Linked DNA regions of Mus musculus: region 1 is linked to region 2. Evidence: chromatin loops called from intact Hi-C (ENCODE). Cell type or tissue: left cerebral cortex. All regions are shown on one strand. Links, peaks and the distances in the headings refer to the core of each region. The heading gives the core; the rest is flanking DNA.

Evidence for each region. A loop is a pair of places that touch in the nucleus more often than their neighbours do. Peaks named below come from ENCODE experiments on the same cell type or tissue, not always from the same donor. Only the 100,000 strongest peaks of a DNase experiment are listed, where the experiment ranks them.
Region 1: a loop joins it to region 2, with 10 times the contacts of the local background. A loop is called at or near these places in 42 of 42 quality-filtered maps.

Annotation. Positions count from the first base shown.
Region 1 is chr11:101,967,746-101,970,656 of GRCm38, forward strand. No RefSeq gene overlaps it. Among named protein-coding and RNA genes, the nearest start is that of Sost, 2.2 kb to the left of the region's middle. In left cerebral cortex, for the core only: a CTCF peak has its summit at 1,281 (motif pointing left); a DNase peak (open chromatin) is centred at 1,274.
Region 2 is chr11:101,918,362-101,921,272 of GRCm38, forward strand. No RefSeq gene overlaps it. Among named protein-coding and RNA genes, the nearest start is that of Gm33662, 18 kb to the right of the region's middle. In left cerebral cortex, for the core only: a CTCF peak has its summit at 1,452 (motif pointing right); a DNase peak (open chromatin) is centred at 1,466.

The DNA.
Region 1 (2,911 bases), core at 163-2,662, 49 kb after region 2:
TTCAAAACCAGTGGGAGAGGCAACCACCAGGCAAGAGGGACCTGGGCTCCATTACATGTGATTCTTAGCCAGGGAACTCATGGTGACTTATAGGCTGGTGTGCCAAAGGCAGTTCCTTCCCTGGCCAGGCTTCTTGCGGCCAACACAGAATTTCATTTCTTAGCAAAAAATCATTTCCCTCATTATTTCTTAGCTTATTACATTACCCCCCCCCCCGTGTGTCTGTGTGGGTGCATGGGAGACCTGAGGAGGTGTCTTTCTCAGTCATTCTCCCAAGTTATTCCCTGAGACAGGATCTCTGACTGAGACATTTAGGTTAGGCTGGCTAGCTGGCCAGTAAGCCCCCAGAATCCACCTGCCTTTCCCCTCAACTCTGAGGTTAGAAGGTTATTTTTCCACATGGTTGCTGGGGATTCGAACTCATGTCTTCATGCTTGTACAGCAAGCACTCTTACCATATCATCTCCCCAGCCTCTTATGGTATCACAAACAGCTCTGGGTCCTAGATGTAAGATCCAAGGGATGGATATATATATATAAATCAGAAAGCCATCTCAGGTCTATCTAAGCACAAAGAAATCCAATGCTCAGCCTGCAGTAGCAGGAGGGCCATGCCACAGGGAGAAGGAGAGGAGGGAGGGTTCACACCTGAGGTGCAAAAGGAGGAGGGGCTGGCGGAAGCTGCACTGAGACAGAAGGTTGGAGGACTCCCCAGCCCTGGAGGAAGACTGGGAAGGAGGCTGTGGTCCGCCTAGCCCGCTGTGGTATGCTAACTGGGTAATGAATCAGTGTCGTCCACCTGCAGAGCTTCTGCAAGGCTCTGCCACCTGCCTCGACTTGTAAGTGGCCGGTCCATCTGTGGCGATCTGCCTGGGTCCTCCTTTTCATCTTCTGTCACCCACACATCAATGCAGCTGCTCTGACAGCTTTACAAGGCAGACAGAAGTCCCCTCAGGAAGGGGACTCTGATACCTGCTTCCTAAGTCAGTTTCCTTCGGGGCAGACAAAACCAGCTGTGGCCATTGTTGGGGGTGATCTATCTCTCCTACCAGAGCTGTGAAGTTGTTAGAAGCTGGCCCTTTTGTCTGTGACCTCCAGTCTCCTTTTCCCCTGCTCTGGAATGTGGACTGTTAACCCTGTCTGGGCCAGAAAGCTTTCCTATTGCTCCAGACTTGGGAGAGGGCAGCTCCTGGGCCCGGGATTCTGTGAGCACCATAATGGTTCTCACAGCACCACCTGCTGATGGGAGATTATGCTGGCCACCTTAATGATGCGATCTGTCCTTGGAACACTTCCGCCACCTGCTGGACGTAACAGGAAAAATCAAGCGAGCAGAGAGTGGCCAGGCTCTAGATTTTGTTTATTTGTTATTTTATCTGTAATTGAAGTAGTGTCAACAAGAAAAAGGGTATACAGAGAAACTGAGCTTACCAGCCTATCTCTCTGGACCCTCCTCGGCCCATGGGTAGCCCTGCCTTTTCACAGGATGGCTCGTGGTGCCTGCCGTCGTGCCTGCCTTCTGTTTGGGGGCCTGGTTTGCTCGGTTTGGCTTTTTTTTTTTTTTTTTTTTTTAAGATTTATTTATTATATGTAAGTACACTGTAGCTGTCTTCAGACACACCAGAAGAGGGCATCATATCTCGTTACAGATGGTTGTGAGCCACCATGTGGTTGCTGGGATTTGAACTCTGGACCTTCGGAAGAGCAGTCGGGTGCTCTTACCCACTGAGCCATCTCACCAGCCCCTTGGTTTGGCTTTTGTTGTTTTCTTTTTTTCTTTTTCTTCATTTGAGGTTAAGTCAGTAATCGATGCTTTTACTCAACACAAAACCCTTATCATTTCCCAAGGTTAAGCTGCAGTCAAGCCCCAGGGTCTCAGTGGATCCCTATTGACTGCAGTTTAGATATTTCTGTCCCCCACCCCCACCCCCACCCCATGCTCTCAGCGAGGCCGCTCACTATAAACACTCTTGTGTGACATAATGGGTTTGCTGTTTGGTTTGGTTTGGGGACGACGGTCTTGCTGTACAGCCCCAGATACCTTCAAACTCGCCATCCTCTTGCTCCAGCTTTCCAAGTGCCCGTGGCTATAGGTGCACACCACCACACCTGGATAGGTTTTTTGTTTTTTAATTCTTCTTTTTTTTTAATATTTTGAGATAATTGTAATAGACAGTTCTTGAAATAATTCGGAGGGATTTTATGATCTCCCTACCCATTTCCCCTCCACAGCTCACCAAAGATGCCAGTCCAGCACCACAGCCAGGACGTGCAGTGCGCCGACGCCGACACACTCACATCCATCCTTACTTACCTAGGGCTCTCTCATGATGCCTGCGGCACGTGCTCATGCATCCGCTTCTACACGACCTTACCACGAGACTCGCCTGTCCGCCTTTGGCCCCAAGGATCTGCCCTGATGTCTTTTTTCATTATTTCTTTATTAAAGTTTTTGAAACAGGGTCTCATGCACCACAGGCTAGCTGAGGGCTAACCTTGATCACCTCCCGGAGGTGGAGATTAGAGGTAGCTGTCACCACAGCCCGTTCTTTCTGTCGCTTTTTGATGGAGTTGTCCACATGTCTCACTCACCCCAGCTCTCAGCTCACAGCAACCACTCATCTAACCTTGATTTACATCTTTTTCTTTTCAATTTAAAAAAATGTTACGCAAATGCAGCCAATGCAGCCAATACCTGGGGCCTTCTCTTTTCACCCAGCATAATTCCCTGGAGTTGTCCAGTAGTGGGTGCAATGACTGGTATTTATCCTCCTCTAGTGTCCTGCAAAGAATTTTCACTGCCCAAGTTCCCCGTGCTCCCCCTACTCATCCCTCTTCCTCCATCCCAACCCCCAGCACACCCTGAGTTCTTTTCTGTCTCTGTAAGTCTTACGTTAGCCAGAACACCATG
Region 2 (2,911 bases), core at 224-2,723:
TGAAAGAATGCAAGTAGGGAATGTGGGAGAGGCCACAGGAGGGCTGATTCCAAGCGAAGGTGGGCTCTGACACCAGACTCAGGCAGGCATTTGGATTCGAGGTGTAGCTTTCTGTCTTAGTTAGGGTTTCATTGCTGTGAAGAGACACCATGACCAAGATAACTCTTATAAAGGAACACATTTAACTGGGGCTGGCTTACAGTTTCAGAGGTTCAGTCCATTATCCCCATGACAGGAAGCATGGCAGCGGGCAGGCAGACGTGGTACTAGAGGAGCCATGAGTTCTACCTCTTGATCCAAAGGCAGCAGAAATGGGGGACTGAGTTCCACACTGGTTGGAGCTTGAGCATAGGAGAGAGAACTCAGAGCCTGTCCCTACAGTGACACATGTCATCTAACAAGGCCACACTTACCCCAACAAGACCATACCTCCTAGTAGCACCACTCCCTGTGAGCTGGGAGGTGGTCACTGGCAGACACAGATGTCCCTGTCTGATTACTTGGGACTGGAGCCCAAGCCTCACTCAGACTCATTCGTTCACAGAGCTCATAGATGTTTCTGGAAGACTGGGAAGAGTGGATAAGGTCAAGAATGGGGAAGGCACTGGACAACTCAGATACTGTGTTGTGGTTGCTACTCAGAAGTTGTGGAGCAAAAGTGAGAGAGGCCAGGAGGTGGCCATGGCATGACAACCAGACCTACCAGATACCAGTGTGGTGAACCAGGAGAAAGGATGACTCAGGGAGAAATGACAGGATTAGGAGAATGAATGGAAGCAGTGTGTGAATCCCACTTTGCAGAGCTGGGAACTAAAGTCCAAAGAATTTGTGTGACCTAGGTGGCGCTGAGATGTATCCCTTGTCTACTTGGATCTCAGCCCACTTTCCTGCCACACTGCCCCCTCTTCCAAATGGGCTTTGGTCTCTCACTGGGTTGGACACCTAAAAATGGAGTCCTTGGCGCTCCTCAATGCAGGACTCTCCTCCTCAGCACTGCCATTTTAGACCAAATAATTCTCACCATGTGCATATGCATCTTGGTGGGCACCACATCTCTCTTTCCACGAGAGTCCTGGGTATCGAATGCAGGTCAGCAGTAAGAACCATGTTGTTGGTACCCAGATTTCTTTCATAAATAATTCCTGAAGAATGTGTTCTGTCATCTGTCTGGAAAGGCCTAGTAGTTTAGATGGGTGGTACTAGGGAGCGCTGAGCAAAATTCCAGTACCCTTCTGTTCTATCCGTGGGGTTCTCTGGCTGTGGCTTGGGTCTAAAAACACAGACCTCCAATGTCTTTGAGGTCCTGATTCTCTGTACTGGGGGTCAGGCCTGGTACCTGCACGTGCTAATGCCTGACACACAATATAGACAGTATCCAAGTTATATCCAAGTTATAGTCAAGATTTCTCCATCCTCCCTAAGAATTAATTCCACCATGCAGTTCCACATGTGTCCGCCAGGTGGCGATGGTCAACCATAGTTCTCACAAAGCAACCCTAAAGAGGGCTATGTGCCTTCTGTGGTAGTGGAATGTTCTAGAGAGCCAGTATTTTGCATCCTGGCTCCGTGTCGTGCATAGACTTCACACCAATGTGATTATCCCTCACTCTTTGTTGCTCTCTGTCGCCAAGCCTTTCAGCAGCCCAAAGCTGGGAGCTACCAACTAAATCAGTACTAAAGTACTGGTTACTACTGTGTCTGGAATCACTGAATTATCAGCACTGAAAGGGACTTTAGAAGGTTGGGCATTGTAAGTCTTAAACTAAAAACAAATAAACAAACAAAACAAAACAAAAAAAATGGTATGATCTTGGACAAGCTCTCTAACCTCTCTGCCTCAATGTCTTTGTCTAAAGTGGGATAAAAATGTCTTGCTTATGCAGTTGTTAAAGAGAACGTGCCTATAACAGATGTTTGCTACAAACTTGTGTCACTATTTAGTTTTACACAAGGGCAAGCAGAGGCTGGGCAAGGGCAAGTGGCTTGCCCAAGTCACACACACAGGGAGAGACTGCTGGATGAGAGCCTCATTTCCTGTTCCCTGACCCTCACCCTTCCACAGTGTGTGTGTGTGTGTGTGTGTGTGTGTGTGTGTGTGTGTGTGCACAAATGTTTGTGTGTGAGAGTGAGCATTTGTGTGGCGTCCAGAAGTCAACTTCAGGTGTTGTTCCTCAGAAGCCGTTAATCTTGGGTTGTTTGTTTGTTTGTTTGTTGTGTGTGTATGTGTATTTGAATGTGTGTGAGAGCATGCATATAAGTGTGAGGTCAGAGGACTTCAGATGTCCATCCTTGTCTCCCGTCTTGTCTCTCTTCTTTACCCTGAGATACCTCCATTCCCCACCCCGCTTCAGGAGTGGCCTCTGAGTCCACACTCGGTAGTCAGGCCAGTACAACACCTCTGTGCACTGAGCCATCCCCTCAGCCTCTGCCTTGATTTTGAGATGGGAGTGTTCACTGGGACCTGATCTCACTAGTTAGGCTCAGCTGACTGGCCAGTGAACCCCAGGAATCTACCATGTCGTCCAGGCAAGCATTTGTTGGCTGAAACTATGTCTCAGCCCTTCTCCTGTTCAATGTTCTAGTCTTGGTTTTGTTCCCGTATAAGGGAAAATCAAAATTCTAGAAGACAAGGACAAATGGCTTTTACTGCAGTGAGCTCTCCCTGAGGGCAGGAAGAGCCTACTGCTGGCCTGGCCTCAGAGGTCCTAATGAGAGCCTTTCACTGGCTCTGGGGGTGAGGGTAAAGGTCTACCCTGAGCCATGGTCTTTGCCTCTAGGCAGCCAGATGGGGTCAGGCTGGAACATCAGAAGAGCAGCTAGTCCAGCGTCAGCCCTCAGGGGGACCAGAGAGAGCCATGAGATGAGATACCACACAGGGAGCAGCTCTGCAGAGGAAGTCAGGGCTCTAACA